6 separate regions of the Homo sapiens genome follow, and all the other regions are linked to region 5. The links are chromatin loops, found by intact Hi-C in ENCODE. Cell type or tissue: PC-3. All regions are shown on one strand.

The links. Hi-C counts contacts between places; a loop is a spot of excess contacts. Peaks named below come from ENCODE experiments on the same cell type or tissue, not always from the same donor. Only the 100,000 strongest peaks of a DNase experiment are listed, where the experiment ranks them.
Region 1: a loop joins it to region 5, with 2.7 times the contacts of the local background. A loop is called at or near these places in 12 of 110 quality-filtered maps.
Region 2: it touches region 5 in a loop (4-fold over the local background); 50 of 110 quality-filtered maps call a loop at or near these places.
Region 3: a loop joins it to region 5, with 16 times the contacts of the local background. A loop is called at or near these places in 29 of 110 quality-filtered maps.
Region 4: a loop joins it to region 5, with 5 times the contacts of the local background. A loop is called at or near these places in 23 of 110 quality-filtered maps.
Region 6: a loop joins it to region 5, with 3 times the contacts of the local background. A loop is called at or near these places in 14 of 110 quality-filtered maps.

Annotation. Positions count from the first base shown.
Region 1 is chr11:34,975,526-34,979,525 of GRCh38, reverse strand. PDHX (pyruvate dehydrogenase complex component X) reads right to left here. Exons shown (of 11, transcript NM_003477.3): 8 at 1,344-1,402. Among named protein-coding and RNA genes, the nearest start is that of MIR1343, 36 kb to the right of the region's middle. In PC-3, no CTCF peak of the experiment used is centred here; DNase peaks (open chromatin) are centred at 1,755 and 2,195; H3K4me3 peaks cover 2,272 bases; H3K27ac peaks cover 3,851 bases.
Region 2 is chr11:35,484,091-35,488,090 of GRCh38, reverse strand. All of the region lies in intron 3 of PAMR1 (peptidase domain containing associated with muscle regeneration 1), which reads left to right. Among named protein-coding and RNA genes, the nearest start is that of PAMR1, 40 kb to the left of the region's middle. RefSeq lists a silencer at 2,103-2,152. In PC-3, CTCF peaks have their summits at 358 (motif pointing left), 1,996 and 2,208 (motif pointing right); DNase peaks (open chromatin) are centred at 2,260 and 3,480; H3K27ac peaks cover 1,350 bases.
Region 3 is chr11:35,303,784-35,307,783 of GRCh38, reverse strand. SLC1A2 (solute carrier family 1 member 2) reads left to right here. Exons shown (of 11, transcript NM_004171.4): 5 at 1,542-1,710. Among named protein-coding and RNA genes, the nearest start is that of SLC1A2-AS1, 24 kb to the right of the region's middle. RefSeq lists an enhancer at 1,982-2,071. In PC-3, CTCF peaks have their summits at 1,608 and 1,807 (motif pointing right); no DNase peak of the experiment used is centred here; H3K27ac peaks cover 1,741 bases.
Region 4 is chr11:34,996,263-35,000,262 of GRCh38, reverse strand. No RefSeq gene overlaps it. Among named protein-coding and RNA genes, the nearest start is that of MIR1343, 56 kb to the right of the region's middle. In PC-3, CTCF peaks have their summits at 2,019 and 2,223; a DNase peak (open chromatin) is centred at 1,822; H3K4me3 peaks cover 277 bases; H3K27ac peaks cover 1,748 bases.
Region 5 is chr11:34,924,041-34,928,040 of GRCh38, reverse strand. All of the region lies in intron 1 of PDHX (pyruvate dehydrogenase complex component X), which reads right to left. Among named protein-coding and RNA genes, the nearest start is that of PDHX, 9.4 kb to the right of the region's middle. In PC-3, a CTCF peak has its summit at 1,767 (motif pointing left); a DNase peak (open chromatin) is centred at 1,750.
Region 6 is chr11:35,165,031-35,169,030 of GRCh38, reverse strand. The region is part of intron 1 of CD44 (CD44 molecule (IN blood group)); the gene reads right to left. Among named protein-coding and RNA genes, the nearest start is that of SNORD164, 4.1 kb to the right of the region's middle. RefSeq lists an enhancer at 2,943-3,002 and a silencer at 3,423-3,472. In PC-3, a CTCF peak has its summit at 1,991 (motif pointing left); DNase peaks (open chromatin) are centred at 2,200 and 3,130; H3K4me3 peaks cover 1,499 bases; H3K27ac peaks cover 3,237 bases.

The DNA.
Region 1 (4,000 bases), 51 kb before region 5:
TTAATGTATTTTTCAAGAAATAAAAAGTTAATTATAAATGTACTTTAAATACAGTCTGTTAACAAGCAGTGATCCCAGAAAATAGCCTCGTTACAGAAAGGAGGCATGATGAAAAATAGTGCCAGGCAGGAAGGCAGGAAGCCTGGGTTCTAGATTTACAACTCCAGCCAGCTAGGTTTACATCACCTCCACTGAACTGCAGGCTCATATGTTCACCTGCCTTCCTGCCACCTCCACTGGAATATCTGTTAGGCTCCTCAAATGTAACATGTCTAAAACCAAACTCTAGATTCCTTAACCCAAAGCTATACCCCTCCCAGTTTTCCCAATCTTAGTACATGGAAAACTCATTCCTCCCATTGCTTGGGCCAAAATGCTTGTTTCTCTTTCTCACACCCCATATCCAATCCATCAGCAAATCCTGTTGGCTCTACTTTTGAAACATAACACAAATCTCCACTTCACCCTAGCTCCATTTGCTACCACATTTGTCCAAGCCACTGTGATCTTCTAAAGCCTCCCAGGGGAGCTCATCGTCTCCTCCCTTGCCTCTCCACAGGCTACATTCTACACAGCACCCAGGGCAGCCTCTCCTTTTCGTTTCTGAAGTATAAGTCAGATCACATTAGTTATTTGTTCAAAACCCTCCAAAGGCTTCCTTCTCACCCATAATAAAATCCCTAGTCCTCACCATGTCCAACAAGGCCTCATGTACTTGGGTTCCCCTTCATGCTCTCCCACTGTTATTTAAATCTTATCTCCCACCTCTCCATACTAGGCACATTCCACCCTCAGCACCACATCTTTGGTTAATGCGATCCTCTGCTTGCAGCCTTGGTGTTTGCTGGTCCCTCTGTGTGGAATGCACTTTTACCACATACCTATGTGGCTCACTCCCTCTGTTTTCTCAGGCCGTATCTAAATTATCGCCTTGTCAGAGGGGCTTCCCTCGCTTCCCTTTTGAAAAATCACCCCTAGTTACTTTGTCCCCTTATCCTTTCTTTTTCTCCTCAGCACTTTCACCATCTGACATATAATAGTGTTTGTCTCCTCCAACTAGAATGTAAGCCCCAGGGACAGCAGAAATCAAGTAAGCTTTTGTTTACTGCTCTATCTCTAATGCCTAGAATAAATGGTTTTCATCCTGCTCTAATTCATTGTGAGCCCTTTTGATTTACAGTTTCTTCATTTGTAAAATGAGGGAGATCAAACGATAGGATATTTTTAGCAAGACAATTATAAAATTTTTGTGATTTAAAAATAAGAGTTCTATTTGTCATTGTAAAAATTCCACGACATGAAACTACTTAAGAAGACAAAATCATTTGAAGTCTGCTACTTACTTTAAGGGTAACAGCTGCTGCCTTGATGATAAAATCATTTACTGATACTTTAATGTCATCTGAAAGAAAAATAAGGTTAGTAAAATTAGTATTCCTAATATAACTTTAACATTGACCATTACAACTTCAAACTTGTAAATTATGGAATGTACTGACAAACAATGATAAAAAATTACAAGCTTTTGTTTGCTTAGTCAATAAGGTTCCCATGATTAGAAAAACTTGCATTATATGAGGTCCTGGATCAATAATATTAACCATGAATGTAAGTTTACTTCTGGGCCTTGGTTATCAATTTTTTAAATTGCTTAGATATCATACACAAGAACCTGAAGGACCCATTACAAGCATAATCAGAAAAAAAGAACTAACTCCTATGTCTCGAAAAAGACAAATGATCTCTCTGTGGTGTGTGCAGTCAGGAAGTTTACAAGATGATTCATTTTCTTCCTCGTTCTTTTCAAATACCCTTATTCTCTGTATGCTTTATAACATACTGATTATACTAGAACAGTGATACATGTAGGTACTTTATATATAAACAGTTATATATACACATATGGGAAAGTGTTCGAAAATTTCTTTTTACTAATGGGGTGTAGGTGAAAAAAAATTTAACTGCTTTTTAACTTAACAAAACAGGATATAACAAAAGCCAAAGATGAAGCAATGCTGGCATAGGTCCTAGTGTGATTAATAAAATGAGGTTCTCCATCCATAGTTTTATGGTGAATGCATTTGAATCAATTTCTTTCCAGTATACATAATGATTTTAAGATAAAGCTGGGGTCCTCCCACTTCCTACGAGCTGATCATAACTAAAGTATTTGTTTATGTCTTTGCATTTGCCACTGGGTATAACAGTGTTAGAAAATGTAAACAACACTTGATTCTTTCTTGCAAGAGCTTATAGAAAAAGACTCTAAGATCTAGATCTAGTCAGTGGTATGTGGCAAAAAACCTATCCTATTACTAAAGTATCACGGAATTTTAGGTGAATAACAGCTCATTCCAAAGGCATCCTGGAGACTACAGAAAGGGATTAGATGAATTACCATAAACCTAAATACTGTCAAACTGTCACGATAACTGTCAGCTGCAAAGTATCAAAGCTCCTCTAATTCAGAATTCCAGAAATATATAAACATTTTTGCTTAAAACCCCTTTAGGAATAGAAATATAAATGGACTTACAGTGCTTACAAGCTTTTAATGATAACCACATAGAAAGATTTGGTTTGTACAAATTCAAATGTAACAGTTCATGAACTTACTCTGCTTACCTTTCATGGCTCTCTCAGCTTTCTCTTCACTTTATCTACTTACCCACAGGTATTCACAGTGAAGACTTCTAAAACCATCTGCCAGCTAATGACCCCCAAACCTACCACCTAAGTCCACAGTCCTCACTTAAAATTCTGTATTCAGCATACTCCCACATTTAGGAACATTCTTGAGTTGAATGAAATATATTCTTTTACTGGCTCCTATGTCACTATACTCTCCTGGTTTTCTTCCACTTTCTGCCCACTCACTCATTTTTATTCCTTTCCTCTCAATGTTGGCATCTCCCCAGGCTAGAAGTTCCAGTTCCAATTCCAAGGTTTTGATACCATTTATATAATGATGACTCTTCCAAATTCTACCTCTAATTCTGAGATACTGAGGCTTCAGACTTGTATATCCAACTTCTCACATGAAATTTCTACTTGCATCGCTTACAAGCATCTCAAATCTAACATGTGTAAAGTAGGTTTCTCTTTGAATTCCTTTATTTTTAACTCTTTATAATGGAGATTTTCCAAACATATTGAAAGGAGATGCTGTTACATTTACTGAGTAGAAAACAGTTTGTAAGGTAATATCAAACATTCTCATTTACACATTGTCAAGACAGAAAAGCAAAGTGTGAAGCATGCATACAGAATGTTATGTATTGTAACTTTATATGAGAAAGAGGAGTGAAGATAGATAATGTGGGGTGTAAAGATTTTTAAGAAAATTCCTAATTACCAAGGTGTACCAAAACTGGACCATGCAAAGATAATAAACTAATCCATATCTCCTCTGAAATATTACTGTTTTCTGCCTTATTAGAGTAAGAAAACAGGAAAGTGATTCCCATATTAACCTCTATATCATGACTAAGCAAGTATGATCTGAGAACTACAGGAGTGTTTCCAGGGTTCATTTTTTAGAAACTTCTCACTTTCTTTAAAATAGCTTTCCATTTAGTTCCTTGAACTTTTAAAAGCTCTCAAGTTGTCTTTATATGAAATCTTGAAACTCTGTATATAAACTGATAAAAGTCCTGCTTTCACCTGGGATGTAGAAAGTTGCAAAAGAAAGCTGTTCCCATCCTGACAGGGTGAAAGAAAAAGCAGGATAAATTACAAAATCGTAACTTTTCTTGAGCTCATTAGGGAGCGGAGGTTACAAAGCAAACAGGTGAACTGAATGCCAAAGAGTGATAATCCACTCAGAGGAGAGACAAACACAGGAAGTAAATACCCACTGTCAGAGTACAGGAGTAAAGAGGGCAGAGTATGGTACAACATGCATAAACAGATGGCGACTAGCAGCAGAGAAATGGAAACTAAAAAAACATTCAATTGGAAATCCAGAGGGGAAAATCCATGCTAACCAAGATAAAAAATA
Region 2 (4,000 bases), 560 kb before region 5:
TGTTATCCTGAAGGAGAAGAACTTCCTATGAGATCAAGAACAAAAGTGAGAGTTAAAGGAGAGGGAGCTTCCTTTTCTGTCCTAGGCTGAGACAGGAGGAAAAGAATTATTTATAGGTAGCATATCTTGTTTGTTAGTAATTATATGGTAGGAACTGTGCTGAGCACTTTATGTGCCATGTCTTGTTTCATCTGTACAATCACCCTATGAAAATACATACTCCCATTTTATAGATAATGAAACTGAGGCTCAGAGCTGTGAAGTAACTTGCCTGAGGCCGTACACTTTGGGGTAAAGCCCAGGACGATTCCAGACCCCTTACTCTTGTTCTTAACCACAGTCCTAGTCTGCCTCCTGCTGGTGAGTTCTCCCGTTTTCTCTGGGAAGTAGGGAGTGAAATATCTGCTGAGAATGAGTAGAAGTGAGGTTGGGGCTTGAAAGTACCAAAGGTTTGGGGCAGCCACTTGAGGAACAAGAAAAGGCACCAGCTGGTGTTAAGCTTAAAGCATATCCAAGCGAGACGGAGGACCCAGTCGAAGCCAGAGTTCCTAGGGAGGTGATGCAGTCAGTTAGGACGTTGGCTGATGCTCTCTGGAAGTGCAGCAGCAGAAGGGAGTAAAACCAGTTGTTTTGTTGATCCAAGAATAAGCTGAGACATGACTGACCAAGGATCCCAGCTGGGAAGGACATGAAATCAGAAAGAGCCTGGTAGAGGGGCAATAGGGACAGGAGGTCTTAAGTGGAAAAGCAGGCTTGGTGGTAATGAAGTAATGGAACACATAGGTGGAATGGGTATTATGGTCAGAGAGTAGAGTTTCTAAGTTGAAGCTTTCAGGGATGGTGGTGATAAAGTGTTCAGTTTTTTTTTTTTTTTTCTGGGTAACTAACAATCTCAAAGGACAAATGTTTGTTCTTTCTCATGGGTCTGTGAGTTGGCAGGCATTCCACTGATTTCAACTGGGCTGACCTGGGCTGGTTGTGCTCCAGGCTGCAGGGCTTAGGCAGAAGGGACAGCAACCATCAGGGGATGCTCTTCTCAGGGTGGGTCGCAGAAGCACAAGAGGTCAAGCCAAACACACAGGTGCACATAAGGCCTCTGCGCACATCACACTCACCCATATTCCACTGGCCAAAAGAAGTCACATGGCTAAGTTCCCAATGAGTGAAGTAGGGAAGTATATGCCATCCCAAAGGAAGAGGGGTGGATAAATATTTCTAAACAATACTTCAGTCGCTCCATGTGAGTAAGGGGGTTTGTTCAGGGTGCAGGGGACAGGAAGGAAAGAATATTTGCATGCAAGAAGTCAATACAGCAAATGGTAACAAAACAAGGATAGCAGTCACCCAAATGTTATGAAACAGAAAATATTAATATTCAGAAATCCTGAGCATGTGTCTTTTTAAATAGCACCTACTGGTCAAATCTTGGGTTGCACCTTGGTGTAAGACGCTGTTTATGGAGCCTCATTGATTGGGCTGGTGATTGTGTCCATTTGAGGGTCCAGGCTTTCTCAAGGACAGCAGAACTGGCTCAGAGCAACCAGTCTATCACCTAGGCAGGCAGAACAGAGAGCTCACACCTTCGTGCATTAATCTACCCATCCAGTCAAAAGATATTTCTTGAATGGATGCTTCTAGGTGCTGGATGTACAATGATAAGCCAGACGGGCATGGTCTCTGACATCTTAGAGCTTGCGCTTTAGAGAGGAGATTTTTTTTAAAGTTAAAAAAATAGAATGTGGTCAATGCTATGAAATTGAAAAAACAAACTAATGGTCAGATTCTATCCGATCTGTGTTGGTTCAGTTTTGCTTGTTCAATTACGTTATGCTTGTTCTGAGAGCCTCATTCCACACAGTGTATGTTACCACTGCCATGAGCACTGATGGAGCATTTCTTATGGAGCACTGGGCTGGTCACCAGGGAACACAATGATTCCGCAATGAGTTTACAATCCATCTGTGAAAACAGTGCTTGACCATAAGAAGACATCAATATGATGTTATTAGGTTCTTATCACCCTCACCTCATACTGGCACTAAATAAATGTGTAGGGAATTCATAGGAAGAAGTAATTCATTTCACTCTTTGTTGAATGCCTGCCTGGTGCTGAGCACTATGCTGCCTGCCTACGTTAAGGGTCGCCTACATATGGCTGGGACACAGCGCCGGAGCCCCATGGCAGTGCAAGCATTTTCCCACTAGATGGCGCCCAAGCGATCCTTTCAGACAACGTTATCCTGAAGGCGCTTCCTTCTGAGTGTCTCTGAAGAGCCTGGGCATTTTTTTTTCCTGAGTACCATACAGAGCCTTAGAAGGAGGGAGGAGTGGCGGGCAAGTGCCAGAAGGATCAGAGCTGTTTTATATGTGGGTTAGAGAGCATCTGGCACTGAACAGATGCAGTAGCACCTTTATTTGCTCACTGTCCTTGACAATGTTTATATTACTAACCTAACTAATGACAACCTTAAAATTCATTATGGAATTGATTCATGCATAACCATTGGCAGGTTGTATTATCCAGGAGGATGGGCAAACGGCCTGAGGCTATTGAGCCCAGGAGAGAACTTATTCACATCTTTCTGCCCAGGAAAGATTGGTTTAGTAATCTCAGAATATCCAGACTAAGAGCTACTGGCACTTTATCGCCATTAAAAAAAGAGCTGTTCTTTCTACCTTTCTCCACTCTTTAATGTAAAACCTTCAATTCTACAGAGAGTTGAAAGAATAGTATACATCCATATGCTCCTTTCCAGGATTTGCCACTTTTTATCATTCTCCAACATCTGGCTCTCTCTCTCTTTTTCTGCACTTTAAGACTCATGAATTTTAATTTTTTTCTGTTTCATAGTGTTATCATAATTTTTCTTTTGATGCTTAGATTGTTTCAGATTTGGCCCGTTAAGCAGGCTGCACCTCATTTCTCCTTGAGCACTTACTTGCATTCTACCCCTGACCCTCAAATGTTTTAAGTTCACCTTGATTTTCTATGCCCAGGTCTTGAAACAAGCTATTTCTCCCTGCATCCTGGTTTCTTATAGTGGGAAATTGTATTTAGGAACTGCGATTTGGGTGCTGGCTATTAGAGGTGCTGATATCCAAAGTCGAAACCAAGGCTTCCTCTTAGGGTTTCTTAAACTCAAAAGTTGCGTTCTGAAGTGGAACCACTCTGCTGACTTCCACTGCTGACCACTGGACTGGTGTTGGTTTAGCTTGGCCCTAGGCTGAGTTCCTTGGCCATCAAAAAAGATGAGCAGCAGGAGGGCCCAAGAGCGACCCAGAATGCCACACTTCTAGCTGGCATGGCAGTGATCCCAGCCTTTCAGTCCCTGAAGGATACTGGGCATCTAAGGAGGTTAGGAAAGCAACCCAGATGAGAGGATTTATGGGGAGAGATTATAGGTCCTTAATACATTTATCTTCTTAGTCATATTTTGGACAGAGGCAGAGAAACAGAGGAACTGGCCATAAGCCATGCCCAAAAATGTTTGTAGGGTGAGTTATCGGAGAGGAAGAGGATTTGTGCAGGCCGATTCCTGAGCCATAAGTAGGAATGATTAAGAGCAAACTTAAGGGGAGTGGGGAGAAGGCTTACAAAGCTGTGTGTTACTGACTTTCGGGGCTGCCCTCCAGGGGAGCTGCGGAATCGCCTAGGGTGGAGTTACTGAAAGCTGCCTCATCTCGCTCCAGACTTTTGTGTCCTGATGCTCCCAGAAAAAGAACAATGCTCAGGTCGATTCAAACTGGGGATGGTATTAGGTGGCAGTTAGCAGCCTGGGCTTGGATTTGAATCTCTGTTTCTTTCCTGGCTTTGGGCAAGGTTACCCAATCTTTGTGAATCTCAGTTTCCTCATTTACAAAATTGGGATCCTCATAGTGGCCTTGAGAGTTTTTGTGAAGATTAAGTGAAGAACTGTCTATAAATCCCTTAATATGGAGTCTGGTATATAGTAAGTGCTCAATAAATGGTGGATAGAGTCTGGTATATAGTAAGTGCTCA
Region 3 (4,000 bases), 380 kb before region 5:
ATTGCTTCCTATGGGAACCAGCACAGTAGGATTGGGTCCCTATAGCTTAACATACAGCACAGACTGTGGAAATAACTCAATGGAGGTGAGGTCATCTGAGTTGACATCCCAGTTCTGCCCATAACTCCATGACGTCCAACAAGTCACTTGACTTTCCCGTACATCTTCTTCCGTATCTATTCGGGGTTCAGCCATCTGTTACCTACTACATGCCAGCACTGACAATCTAGGATTCTGCATTGAGTTCTATTTTAATGCCCCTGGAGGTGGTGTTTTTTAAGCTCAGATGTGGATTTTTATAGCACTCTGCATGTAGGGTGCCTGGCACCTTTAAAAATAGGACCACTGCCATGGATGTCGAGGAATAGCGGGAGAGGTTCCTTGTGAGTCATCTGACAGAGACACTTGGGGAACATTGAGAAAGGCTTGGCATCACTGCTCAGAAGGAGTGGCTGTCTTCCCACCTTGAATTTGGATCTGAAATATAAGCAAATGCTCCTGCCATGGTGGCTGCTGGCAGCTGGCACTCTTGGTGCCCAGATGGAGATTTCCAGCTGAGCCTGGCTCTAGAAGGAGCCCAAACTGAGGCAGCCTGTGATACCCCTGTCCAGTGGGGACCAGGTAGAGGGGAAAACAGGTGGATCATGAGTTGCTGATCTGACCCCTGCCAAGGCTTCCTATTCTTAACCAGATCCAGGGCCCATCACAACTGGAAGGACCATCACAACTGGAAGGACCATCTAACTGGGTCTCACAATTGGGAAGAGCATCCAAGTTAGACATTTCATACTGTTTCTGAGCTACAATCATAGGAGTGAAAGAAGACATTTATCCCCCAAGTTTAAGCCTGTGTCCTATTATTGACTACAGTACTTATAGTACATTTGCAAATTATTTTCATACATTCTATATTTATGAAATTGTGTCATTTGAAGCAACATGGATAAGACTGGCGGTCGTTATCTTAGGTGAAATAAGCCAGGCACAAAAAGACAGATATTGCATTTCTCATTTATATGTGGGAGCTAAAATATTTGAACACATGGAAAAATAGTGGAAAAATAGATAACAGAGGCTAGGAAGGGTGAGTGGGGGGAAAGGGGAAGGACGAAGGGAAGTAGCTTAAAGGGTACAAACATACAGAAAGATAGAAGGAATTCATTCAATGTTTGATAGCAGAGTTGGATGACTGTACTTAAAAAATGCATTGTACTCAGATGTTAGACACCTTAAATGCCCTGATTTGATCATCACACATTGTATACATTAAAAAATTTATCATGTACCCCATAAATTTGCACAAATAAAAAATTGTGTAATTATCTGTGATTAGGACAATTGTATCTCACTGTGTATAATAAAACACCACTTTGTAAATATAGACATATAAAATATTCTCCAGTTTTCATAACCTTGTTTTGGCATTTCTTAATTATTGTTAACCTGTTGGGAACCTTAAAATATATGAGTAGCCAATCTTTTTTTTTTTCACCTTATAGGCCAAATCTCAGCTCTATGCCTTTTTTCCCTCACTCTGTTAGATTCAAACAGTGACGAAGAAAGTCCTGGTTGCACCACCGCCGGACGAGGAGGCCAACGCAACCAGCGCTGTTGTCTCTCTGTTGAACGAGACTGTGACTGAGGTGCCGGAGGAGACTAAGATGGTTATCAAGAAGGGCCTGGAGTTCAAGGATGGGATGAACGTCTTAGGTAGGCCAGCTGGTGGTCCGGGATTCTGCTTCCCTGGCAATGGCTGGGCTATCCTGCACTCCCTTTTCAGAAAACTGATGACTCAGCTGTCCTCTAGGTGGAGCAGGAGGCTCTCTCTGGGGAGCAATTTGAGGGTCACTGGGACTGAGAGCTGAGCGATTTAAGGAAGAGAGAGAAGGGCAGAGGAGACCATAAGGGGACAGGGCAGCAAGAAGCTGGGTATGGGAAAAAAGGAGGGAGCTCACCGTCATTGGGCACATTCCCTGACTCTCTGTGTGGTGTTAGAAAGTCACTTTCTCTGACTCTCTGTGTTATTAAGTGACACATCCATTGCTTTCGTTTCTTAAGCATTTTTTAAAAGCTGCCCCCATGTACTGGTGCTGTGCTAGGTGCGGGGGCTGGACCACCACAGCCCTTAGTCTGCAAACAAATGCAATGCTACCAGGATTGTAAAGTGTTGGAGTAGGTACCAAGGGAGCTTTACAGATTATCTTGTTATCTTGTTTTACTTTCTGGGATCCCAGTGAGCCCTTTCTCCTAGCCCAGTACCTTCTTAGCATGCCATCCTAGAGGTTTTTGGGCTCTGCAGTTGGGCAGACCTGGGTTTGGATCCAGTATGGGCCACTTACTGGTTATCTGACCCTGGGCAAGTTACTCCATTTCTCTGAGCCTCATTTGTAAAATGGAAATAGGATTGGCATCTATTTTGTAGATTACTGTGAGGATGAAATGTGATTGTGCATATAGGGCACAGTAGCACATGCCATGTGCTCTCTCCGTATGAGCTGTGATCATTATTCAAAGTGGGTGGAGAGCTGAGGAGTTCAGTAAGAAAATACCTCCATGAGGGACAGAGGTTTATTACCATGTGAGCGGCTCTAGTCTGCCCAGTTTGCTCCCCTCCCACTCAGTGGGTCCACTCCCTTCCGTAACCTCCATCCATCACTAGAATGGTGTCCCCGAGACAGGAAATAGGGGCATTTGGCCAAAACCTGGGAGAAATGGTGAATCTGGATGGATGAAGTATGTTTATTTATCCAAGCACAATTTCTAAAGGTTTGGATGACAGCTACTTAGAGATGAATGAGCTCAGTAGTCCTTTCACGTTGTCATCTGAAAGATCACATGGCCTTGTCTCCTTAGTTGGGTTGTCAGATAAAATACAGAATGCCTGGATAAATTTGAATTTTAGATAAAAAGCAAATAGTTTTTTAGTGTAAGTCACAAATATTGCATGGGACATAATAATACTAAAAAAAAAGTATTCATTTTTTACCTGAAATTCAAAAAGTAATTGAGTGTCATGTTTGTTTGTTTGTTCCAAATTTGGTAAGCCTACTCCTTAGCCATCTAGAATGGTAGAGAGAAAGAGGAGAGAGAGGGAGCAGAATTGCACAGTCACTGAGAAGCAGAAGCAGATCTTTTTTGTTTGGCTTGGCAGGAAGCAGGTTGGATGAGTGAGAGTGAGGGAAGAGATGAGCTGACTAGGTTGCTGGGCAATGGAAGATCAATAAACATTGTTTAACAACCAGTGGGAGGTGAGAGGTGGAAGGAGCGAGGAGTAGGAAGGAGAGTTCCTCTGGGGAGATTTTGCAAATATCCCCAGCACCCACCACCGAGCAGCTCTTCTCCCTCACTGTCCAGCTATCTATGTTCCTTTCAGGTCCTTCCTAACTCCCCCATGGTCTTTTCTGGTGGGTCATAACTTAAAACACCCAACCCCCTTTTGTCAAAGTGTTCCTCAGTCTTCTCCATACTCAGGAGGAGCTTGAGGCCATGAACAATGGGGCCAGGGCTTTGGAGTGAATCATTCAAAGACTTTCCTGGTTGTTTCCAGAGTCTTGGTGGATTCTGGGAAGTCACAGGACCTTTGGCTCTACTGGGGAGTTTCAACACAACTCACTACTCTGTAACCCCAGCGGCCAAGTCCAAGAGGGTTTTGTTCAGATGCAACACCCCCGTTCCAGTGAGCAATTTCAATTAGGCAATGTTTACAAAGAAAAATTACAAGCTGAATACGGTTTCCATCCAAGTGCAGATCAAGGCTCTGGAAAGCCAAGGGAAGTTAGACTGTTGAGAAACTTCCCATTTACAAATCATGGCTGAAATAAGGTTCTTTCCACGGTCTTCTGAGGGTGGAGATAGTGGCTTTTTTATTTGTTTGTTTTGCTGTCTTTCTGTTTTTTGGCTTTGGAAAGTCCCGAGGATTAAGCACTTGCAATAAGTGAAGATACAACCCCAGCTCTTGCCTCCCACTTCTTTAAGGAACCATTTCTCTCCTAAAAAACCT
Region 4 (4,000 bases), 72 kb before region 5:
TTCTCCACCATAAACTACTGAACCCTAACTGATTAGACCATGACTGATACAGTAATCAATATAGAAGCCTGAGGCCTCAGAAATGAAAACTAAGGTAACCACTTTTGGTCTTAACTGGGACAAGAATCAACCTATTTATTGAAAGTAGCAGCTTCTAGGTCATTTTTTTTTTATACCTAGAGGCACTAAGCCCCATCAGCTTCTATTTTTCTACTTAGAGGTACAAGTGATGACACTTAACATTAGTTACTTCAGGTTAAGAGCTGTCCATAATGAAAAAACAACAACAAAAAATCCCTCAGTACTTTCTGCACACTAGAAAGGCACAAAGAGAGCCACTACAGAGAAAATATGAATTAATTTTAAAAGTGGTTAGGTCGTAAACACATTAGCTTTAATACAGAAGAACAGGAACTCAGGAACTTCAGTTACCATAGGTGGAAAATACTCTTTGCATACAGAACTTTCAGCCGCAGCAGCACAACTTAGAAGGTGTATATTGCAATGCAGTGAGCTTGAGCTTTGGTGCTGCACAGATCTTGGTTCAAATCCCAGTTGTCGTACTTTTGAGCTTTGGCCAATTTACATAATCTCTGAATTTGTATGTGTAATCTCTGAGATTCTATGCGGGAGGTAAATGTTACATCATCCATGATGATTGATAAGTAGCATACACTTCCTGCCTATAACTGAAGAAATTAAAAAAGATAAGCAACCAGTACAGTGATTAATTTTCCCCCTTGCTTCCTCATTTTATAGGTAAGAATACTGAGGCACAGAAATAAGGTTTTGCCAAGAGCGCAGTAACTTCTAAAGCTGAAACTAGCCTTAAAAGTCTTGATTTTAAGAGTATGCAAACTTGGGAAACAAAGTTACATACAATCACCAGTAGTTCCACTGGGAAGAATAACTTAAGTTATGGTATTAAGTACCATCTTATAAGTTCCTGATATACCATTCCCCATCAGACTGATGAGCTACTAAGTGCAATTTATGAGATTAAAAATTTAAATTTAACATCTTACATTTCCATAATACTTTATGCTTTATAAAGTGATATAATCAATGTTATTCCACTTGATCACAAGAGTCTTATATTTAAAAGGCTCATCTTTTAGTAATAGGAGTAACAGAATTTCATAAACTAAGAAATTTTAAAATATACATTTTAGGTATTAAAAAAAGCAAATCATGACTAATTAATGATTTTGCTAAAAGTTTCTCAACTTTTAATGAAAACCCATTTTCCTTAATGGTATGTATCATACAACAGAGGTTAAACTGAGAGATTCACAAAACATTCATTTTCCCAGGAAGAAAGCTGCTTGGACTTGTTGCAAAAAAAGCAAAGATACGGATAAAATGTGAAAATAGAATTTATATGATCAAAGAAACAAAAGACTGCTATTGAGAGGCTAATAATTTTTCAAAATACATCTGTAAACCTTACAGTTTCAATTAAATGGTGTTTCAATATTACAAGTCTAGACAAACCATATCCTCCCTCCAACCCTGTTTGCCCCCCATCTCCTGAAACCAATGGAGACACACACACATTTTTGTAATATAAAACTATGTAAAAGGATTTTATAGAAAGACTATTGCCTTTTCCATTCACAAAAAGTTTAAATGTCTACTGAAATACACTATTTGCTGTACATAACTTACTGGAATCTTATTCGTTTTCATATTGGTGAACGTGAGCCATGGAGGACTAGTGTTTTGGATGGGAAATTCTATCACTGTTCCTGCATTATCTGACTGAATACATCTACCCCATATATTCATAAGACACCTCATAGCATGGTAACATGCCAACTTTTACCCATTTCCTCCTTCTTTAAAGACACTGACCTAGTGCAGATCCTAATCAACTTATACTTTCATTATGGCAAAATCTTCCAGTTCTTTTCTGATGACTGCTATCCTCTCCCTGTTTTGACCTACTGACTTGCACATTATGGCCAGACTGATAAAAGTAAATCTGCACTGTTACTTCCTTCTTCAAAAATCAGTAAAAGTTTCCCACTAATAGCATCCCATTTAAATTAATGGTTAATTCTTACCGGCCATACACTTGATTCTTTCACTTCTTCACTTCACCTGAGACAAAGTCCATCATAATGCAGTATGTGCGGGACACGTTTTCCTTGAAAACTAAGATTTAAGTGCCAATTTAACTTTTCTCCCACACTTTCACTACAATATATTAACTTACAGCACCACCTATCTTTCAATAAAAGCTTAACCAAGAACTAGATTTACATTTAGCATAATGCCCTTAGGCTGGCTGATACAATTTAGTGTAAAATTAAGTCCAAAGTGCAAAATATTTTTTAAAAATCTAAAAATAAAAGTTTCATTCGACATTATATAAAATACCCATTAAGAGTATATATAAAGTTCTCAGTAATGTTTAAAACCAAGGACTCTGGCCAGTCGTATACCAATGACTTAAATTTAGCACAAAATAGTGAATGTAACTAAAAATTGCAATCAGCGAGCAGAGCCAGTTTGACTTATAAATTCTAATATTCATTGATATTTTCACATCCAAGTGTTAACTGGAATGTGTGTTGCCTTTTCCTTAGAAGTACTCCCAATATTTTGGTCATTTTTTCTGTTCAAACAAGAAACAAAAATGAAGAGGCAGAAATTTTTTTTATATCCTCTCAGTGTGATACCTATCTATTTTAAATAAATTAGTAGTATAATGTGGAAGGGGCCTGGTAGTGTAGCACACAGTTCAAACCAAGTATACCATACTCCTTTCTCAGTGTTATTCTTTGATCTCAAACTACAACAAAATTCTTTTTAGAAATGAAAACTTCCTTAATCTAAACCACCTCATCAGTATAGAAATACCAGAGACAATATTTTTGGTCAGAATGAACAAGCATTTGTACCAGAAGCTGAGAAGTCAAACCATGAGAGGCAGGTGATTATATGAAAAGCCTGGTTGTGAGGTCCATGAATTAAAACATCTTAAATTTATACAGCGATTTCCCTTGTACAGTTCAACTCTCTAAGGCAGGCTGAGTAAATATTAATGCCCATTTCACCTATAGGGAAACAGATGCACTACTGCTTATGTACGTCAGTTCATGAAAAGCAGAACTCTGAGTCAGGCTTATTTATGGCTGCCTCATCATGTTCTGTTCCTCAGATATAAAAATTAAAATGAACAAACAAACAACAACCACAACAAAAACAACGGCCTAGCACAGTAGCTCATGCCTGTGTAATCCCAGCACTTTGCGAGGCCAAGGTGGGTCGACTACTTGAGCCCAGGAGTTTGGGACCAGCCTGAGCAACATGGCAAGACCCTGTCTCTAAAAAAAAAAAATAGAAAAATTAGCCAGGCATGATGGTGCATGCCTTTAGTCCTTAGCTACTCGGGAGGCTGAGGGAGGAGGATCACTTGAGCCTAGGAGGTCGAGGTTGCAGTGATCTGTGATCCCAGCACTGCACTACAGCCTGGGCCACAGAGCAAGACCCCATCTCAAGAAAAAGTAGTAATAATAATAATAATTTCGATTAAAACTGACCTTGGAAATAATGTAACATAAAAATTATTTTGAAAATAGCCTTTGGTTATAATTTTCAGTGTAACTGTTAATATGACAAAAGTTTTGAAGACTATTTTTTTTAAATGGCTTGTTAAACTGAGTTGGATAGTTGGATTAAGCATTTTCTTAACAATTAATACACCAGGGTGCTAATTATTTTAGAAGGCTCTTCTGTTAGGGTTTATAATTCATCATGTCATACCATACAACTTGTACTATATTAGCCTTTCTTCTATTGATTCATGTCAGCTGACACTAACATAAACCTTTTTGTGACAAGTTAATTAAATTACCATTCATTACCATCCAACTTAAATATAGTTATCTTGACAGTTATAGCAGAGCTGCCAAAAGAGAGAAACAAACTCTTCTAAACTTTATAATAATTAGTGAAAATTTCATATTAGTGAAATAAAAAGGATAGTTCTCAT
Region 5 (4,000 bases):
TCTGCATTTATTATTATCTTTCAAGTTACCACATCAAGAACCTCAAAAATTTTCATATTTTAAAAATAAAAAGAACATAATCGTTCCTTAGTCACCCTTCATGAAATGAATTGAAATTGCTTATCTGAATTATGATAATACAAAAATTCTGTAGTAGATCATTATCTTTACTCTGAAATGAAGGTGACAAAAACCAAAGAAAGATATTTTGGACATCTCCATTATTCAATACTATCTCTTGATAGATTACACTCGCTTATTACGGAGAGTTAAATGTGCAATATATTTTGTAGTTATTCTAACTAATCTATCCTCAGGCTTTCATGCTAGAAAAATCATTTCATAAGCATTAATGTGTTAATAAAAGTACATATTTCATTCTAGCATACCCTCTTTTGATTAGAACACTATATGGTATCTTTTCCAGACGTATTTTTCTGATGGGAAAGTAATTACACAATCGTAAGATAAACTTGAAGTGACAGGCCTGCACATAATTAATATCTGCCCTTTATGGCTGCTGTCAACTCTACTAAGATAGTGTAGACTTTTCTAGACTCCTTGGAATGGAATTTTATCCTTTACCTAATATTAATTAATTTGCATTTGAACTTATATGCAGACTCCCTCCTTATTCCAGTAAGCTGTACATTCTACCATTCTCTTGTCAAATTAAGAAGGCCTTAAGATATGCACCAATTACGTTTCCTAGTATTAGTTTCCCACAACTACAGGTAAGTAGTTTGCTGCACTCATTACACAAGTTTTTCAATTAGTATTCACAAAGTTCTCAAAATTTAGTTAAAATTTAACGTTTTGTAGTCACTTCAGTGTTCTGCTCCTTCTTATAAAGCTAGCAAATTATATCTAATTGGCTTGTGAAGTCTACCCTTCCACAGCAGTTACAAAACATTTTTAAAAATTTTTAAATGACTATTGTAATGTATGTGGTCCAGTACTTTATATTTAAACTTGCTGATTTTAAAAGTAAAGTCTCATGACTCATAACTATTTTACTCTTTTTTTACATCAACAGAATGACACAATACATTAAAATTTTTTGCTTAGCTTATTGCTGTTTTCCCTGCCATTTCTGCTACATGAGCAATTTACCAATCACTGAATTTTACAGTAATCCCTCTAAGCAATTCCTGTATTTCCTCAAATGGGCTCTTCCAATTTTTCTACAGCATAATTCTGACTTCAATTTCAAATATGGTACACTAATCTAATTCTAGTTTCTTCTTCCCTAAAGTATTTCTTTTATCCTAAGAACAAAATGCTCATACTTCAGCAAACTCAATTATATCAAAGCTTTAAATTGATGATTGATTCATGAATGCTAAAAGGTCTCTAGATTAAAAAAAAAATTTAATACAAGCAAACTCTTAAAATACAAATGCAGAACAAACTGCTTTATGGTTAATATGAAGCAGATTTAAGCTCCATTACTCTGACTAAAGTAATTAAGGGAATTCAGCAGTTTACATATGGTACAGCTTAAACATCATGCTCTAGTTCATTTATAGGCTCTAGTTCATTTATAATCCAAGCATGCAAAAATCATGAAATGAAGATAGACCAAATGAAAAAGTAAATTATCCAGTACTTTCTTAGTGTGGCTCCCTGTCTCTAACATTAATTTGCTTCTTCTCTAATAGGGAGAGAGACTGTTCATTTAATCACTTCTCATTCCAATGTCAGAACACACTAAATAAAACGGAGCCTTCAAAATTGCTGTTCAAATGAAACAATTCTGCCATCTGCAGGCTGGATGAAATAAGGCAGAATAAAGTAAAAGTAATTTAAAAATCAGCACTAGGCACAGAGTAATATTAACACTTGGAATAAAGGCAGTTATAGTATTTTTTGTTTTAAAGGATCGTTTGTCATATAAGTCTTCTTTGTTCAAATAGTTATTTTGGTGTGGTACTGGAGTAAAAATAGACTGAAAATGTCAATGGACCACAACAGAAAATGAATGCACAACAGTTTGTGTGAAAACAGCATTTACAGGTCTTGGCATGCTAACAAACATAAAAAAGATAACCCATAAGCAATATATAGGTTGAGTATGCCTTATCAGAAATGTTTGGGACTATAAGAGTTCTTAATTTCAGATTTTTTCAGATTTTGGAATATTTGCATTCATTATTCTTACTGGTTGAGCATCCCTAATCTCAAAGTCCAAAATCCCAAATGCTACAATGAACATTCCTTTGAGCATCACCTCTGAGCATCATGTCAGTGCTCAAAAAGCTTTGGATGTCAGATTTTCAGATTAGAGATGCTCAAACCTGTATATGGCATCATCCAATTACTACCTGCCCAGCTTGTACACATACAAAGATTGAAATGAAATACTCCAAAATGACAATAGTAGTCATTCTAGCTAGTGATATTACTATAAGGGCTTTTTATTTCTTTTATTTCTGATAACCTACATTTTCATACATGTCTACAATAAATTTATCCAATCTTACTTCCTCTTTCAAACTTAACTAACACTAAGTTTAAAAATGTGCTGTTTGCTTTTGTTAATTTTAAGCAGAAACCCACAAGGACACAGAGAAAAGGAATAACAGCATACAATTTTGGAAGCAGAAAAGTAAATAGATACGTAATAATCAATTAAAGAGACCCTAGAAAGCTGTATCCTAAGCCAGGGAGGATTTGGGTGGCTGCTGTTTGAAAAGTAGCTAGATACCTGGATCCCCTCTCTTAATCCAGTGGTAGGTAACAACCCTACCCTCATTCAACAGAAGACTGAAGCTTGTTTTCTCTGCAGAGGGCAAAAAGAAGAGCTTGAAGTTCAATCTACATAGCTGAGGATATATAAAAACTGCAAAAATAAGTTAAGTGAGAAAGTATCTGATGTGGCTGACATTACAGAAAACTGTGTGGAGAAGCTATTACATACCGTGAGATAAATTAGAAATTATCACAGAAAAAACTAACTAAAAATTTAAAGGGCAGCAATAACTGCAGCAAAAAGAAAGCTAACAAACAAAATATGGGACAATCCTCAATTGTGCATAATATTTGTTTAATGTAAACACTGAATATTTGACCAAGAATTACAAAATAATTTCACTGGGGAGGGAAAACAGAGGGCGGCACTGACCGGCAGTCATCCACAGAAAACGGCTAAAATAGAAACAGAGAGATGGGCAAATGCCAGAAGAAAGTTAAGAGACAAAACTAGTTACTTCTAAGGAAGACTGGGAAAGTTGGGTGAGATGGGGCAGAGATCCACTGTACTGTTACAAGCCTTTCAGTACTATTTAAACTATATGCATGTACTATTGTGCTAAATGAAATATTTTATTATTTAAATATTTAATTTAAAAAAACTCAAGGAGAAGCAGAATACCACAGTGATTTAGAGAATAGGTACTGGAATCAAACTGCCTAGGCTCTAATTTCAGATCCACCACCTACAAGTTATTTATTCTATCTATGTCTGTTTCCTCTTCTCTAAAATGGTGCCATAAATAGATTTTTGTAAAGAAATAAGGTAGGCCGGGAGCAGTGGCTCATGCCTGTAATCCCAGCACTTTGGGAGGCTGAGGCGGGTGGATCACATTAGGTCAGAAGTTCAAGACCAGCCTGGACAACATGGTGAAAGCCCGTCTTTACTAAAAATACAAAAATTAGGCTTGGTGGCACATGCCTATAGTCCCAGCTACTTGGGAGGCCTGAAACCGGGAGGCAGAGGTTGCAGTGAGCCGAGACCGCCCCACTGCACTCCAGTCTGGGCGACAGAGTAAGGCTCCATCTAAAAAAATAGAAAGAAAGAAAGAAGGTAACACATGGGACTTGGCAAAGAATAAGTCTCAAAAATGTTAGTTATTTATTTTTGATGGGCAGCATAGAAACAATTAAGAGGGTATATTCTGGAGGCATCCAGATAGCTGGCTAGATGTATCACAATATCCTATTACATTGTAAGATGTCACAATATTGTAGAATATCACAGTTCCTTCTTGGAGTAATGAGA
Region 6 (4,000 bases), 240 kb before region 5:
TACTTAAAATGTCTTTAACCCAGAACTTTGCTTCTGTGAACATTTGCTGTTTTCCCCGAAAGCAAATGTTTCAGAGACCAACTTTTAGTTTTGTAACTGGCTTTGTCTGTCTGAATGTGCAAGCTATCATCTCAGTTACAGGACAGTATGTTCACATACCATCACAGGGCCATTTCTGAGGCCAGATCTCCTAGGGAACATGGCAAACACAGTACATTCCATATGAAGACCACCCAAAGACAACCTACAGTCATACTATGCCCAAAGAGAGGGCACTGTCAGTTCTCCAGACCAGACGTCTCCAGATTCTGCAAAATGAGTTAATTTGTTTTCTAACTTGAGCCACCCAGGTGTGCCTGATCCCTATTTGTCATCTCCTCAGGAGGGATGAGGCAGAATTAGATTTTTGGTTCCAGATTAAGCTATATGTAAGGAGAAGTTGCTTTATCATGAAGATGAGAATAAAGCCAGTTCCTGCTACTCAATGGTGTTCTAATTCCTGCAGCTCCTGGTCCATAACCACAGTGAGCACTCACTGAGTGCCTAGTCTGGGTTCAAGGTATTCAGCACTTTACACCTAATATTTCACTTAATTTTCCTAACAATCCTGTGTGGCAGGCATTTTTATTATCCCCATTTTACACAAGAGGTAACTGATTCATTGAGAAGATGTAAGTAACTTGTGCTAGTCACTGGGGGACCTGGGTTTCAGACTGGGCAATCTGGCTGATCATTTTCCAGTGTTAAATTCCAACTTATGCACAGGTCAGACACTGAAATGACAGGAAGCCCACTTACCCTTCATGTGATTTTTTAATAAAGTGTGGAGAGGTGATCATGAAAAGAGAGCCCTAGAGAGAAGAATTTGAGCTTATTGAATATTATTTTAAGATCAGAAGTCCCTTGATTCTGGACCACAAGATAGGGGCCTTTACCAAGGCCTGGTAAGGCTTCAGTGGAACAAACTTCACTAATGGAATTTTCACTCTCTCTCCAGAGAGGAGATTCTGAAGTCTTGACCTTGACTGGCTTTCCCCAGCAGTGGGCTGACTGCTTCTCTCTGATTCTGCCTGTTGGTCTTCCCATCATACTCTTGGGAATTTAGAAAGCCCAAACCTAGTCGTAGCCCCCAGGCCTCCTGCCCTTTACAGCCTGAATGCTCTCTCTACAATTAGGCAGGGCTCTTAGGAGAGGACTCCAGGACTTGGGGTTGGCCCAGGGTTGGGTCACCAAGGACACAGGCTGTCCTTGTGACATTACGAGATGTCTGCAGCCAAACCCAAAAATCTAGACTGACCAAGCTAAGGCTCCAGGTTGATGTAGCTGGAACATAGCTCTCTGGGTGGACTGCACCCAAAGTGATTGAGCTCCTGGGAGTCAACCACACACAAACCACTTGGGCAGCCAGAAGCACTGGTAAGCTCTCCAAATTTTTTATTTTTACAGTGTTTATCATTAAAAAGCCAGGATTCTATTTCTGTCCTCTGATTTGCTGAGCTCATGTCCAAAACAGATTGCACAACTAATAAATCTTACTGAGCTGGTTCTGATCAGAAGTAGGAAGGGAAAAGGACAAGGTTTTGTTGTTTTAAAGCATTATTGTTAATTGGATTATCTATTTTTAAAGCCAGGAGGCACAATGGGAAGCTTCTAACCAATTTCTCTTGTGACACAGGAGAAAATAAAATCAAGGATAGCCGAGTATGGTCCTCCAGCAAGTTAAAAAACAAAACAAAACAAACAAAAAACAAAAACAAAAACACACACACACACACACAAAACTCAGTGGTTCATAATTGCAGATTTCTGACTCCTACACCAGTGCTGTTGCTACTGATCTATCTTTCATAAGAGGTCTGAGCAAGCTGCTCTCAAAAAAGCCACAACTCACTGTCTTAATAGGACACGAAGAAGTCATTTTCTTCTTCATTTGTTCGAAGGCTTCAAAGCCCAGAAGTTTTCATCTGGGAGTCTTTCTAGCTATTGTGCCCTCTGCTGCCCCCCAGGCCTGCCAGTCTAGAAGGCTGGCACATCACTCGCCCCCATCTCCTGATGCCCATGTGATGGGCTCCTGGTGAAAGGGTGTATTGTTTAGCATCCACTTCTGAATGAGGCCAGAATCACACTTGGTGGCCGAATCGCCTTTGGCTGCCCAGTGCAGACCATGAGTCTTGAGTGACTCAGTCTCTCCCGGAATTGCCCTGGAGGCAGATGAGGGTTTAATGAGCAGAGAAAACAGTCATGCACAATCATACCCAGAGAATTTCCTCCAGAATGTGCCCTGGGTTGCTTTCAACTGAGCTATTCATCACTTGGCACTTAGAAATGCAAGGCACCCCAACGTCTTGGCGCCTGGCTGGACCCCCTGATTTCTCTGCCTTTTTTCCGTGGAGCCTGGAGCCTGTCATGGCAGTCAACGCTGAACCAACATGGAGGGGCCTGTCACATTGGAGAAGAATCCCAAGGGTTCTCCTAGCTGTTACCCTGGCCCTTCAGCCAAGGCCACCAAATGATCAACCCAATGCACAGCCTAGAAAGCTCTTGGGTTGTTTTGAGAGTTTGGAGAACAGTACTGTCCCTGTCTCCTAATGGGATGATGGGGACTTGGAGGTGAGGGTATGGAGAACTGTTTAACCCCCCACTCCTGGTCCTGGATCCAACAGAGTCTTTCTGGCAAAAGAAAGTATATGTCCCAGAACTGTTGCTTCACTGCACCAGAATTCTGTAACACCAAGTAGTCTTTGACGAGTGCGTCTTCAGGCAGAGAAACCACAGTACCCACCCCTGTGTGTTGCCATGGTGATCAGGAAATCCTCTGGCCTCACGATCTTTGTTTTCTGCTTTTTCGGATCTTATTGATTTAGCAGATTGACTAGCACAAACCCAGGATGTGGTAAATGAAATGAAAAAAGCATCTTGGGGCCCAAATAGGGTTTTTCCTCTTGCAAGTAGAAAATAAGGTTGGGCCACTTGGTTTTGTCATTGTATTTTTTTTTCTGGGTAGTTACAATGACTGATACATCACCTAATCAATATACAGTTTCTGCTAATGTCTATAGCTGGCATTTTGTGGAACTGCTTAGCTTTAGTTTGAGGGAAGACTTTCGTAACAGTTGAGGTAGGATGAGAAACTGTTACTCATAGGTAATATCTATATTTCAGGGCTGATTCATGGGTTGCTGACATGCTGAGATAAGCCGGGGGCCCCCATCTGGGAGTGGGATGCACTGGTTCTAGCCTAAACTCTGTTAATTATAAGCTAATTATGTGACCTTGAATAACTCCCTGTAGCTCCCCCAGGCACACCTTGCCTTCCTGCCACCCAAGATGAAATAAAAAGTTATGAAATTTTGGAGCTTGGGGGATAAAAGTGAGAAGGTTGATGTGCATACCTGGGACAGTATTAAAATCTCAAAAAGCTTCTCAGAAACCTCATATGAATTAAGACACATTGGGGCTCCACCCTCAGCAGAACCGAATGGATTAAAGTACATCAGGCTTTGCTATTCTTGCCACGTAGCAGTTTCCTTCACCAATTATAAAGCACTTTCACACCCAAAAGCAGCCTGTGAGGCCCAGAGGGTAGGTACTACAGACCCATTTAAAAGGTGAAGAAACTAATGGACATAAGTTTCACAGACTCAAAGTCTTACGGAGAGTTTGGTAAACCCAGATCTCAACTCAGATTTTCCAGTTCTGCTAATTTTCCCCATTCCCCTCTGGTGCTGCCTTTTCAACTTGGGTTGTCAACAGGCAAATGGGACCAGTGGAAGCATTCAGAGAGAAGATTGATGGTTTTCAGATGTTTCTTTCTCTCCCTGACATGATGTCTTAGGCACAACCACAGTATTTCAAGTGGTTGAAAATCAAGCTGAGCTAATGGGGGCTGGAGTGAGGGTGGAAGGGCAGACCCAGAGACTCAATCTACCAGATGCTCATTCTCTTCCAGCACCCACCCTACCCCATCAATTGTTCTGGCACCCACCACAAAGCCCTAAGA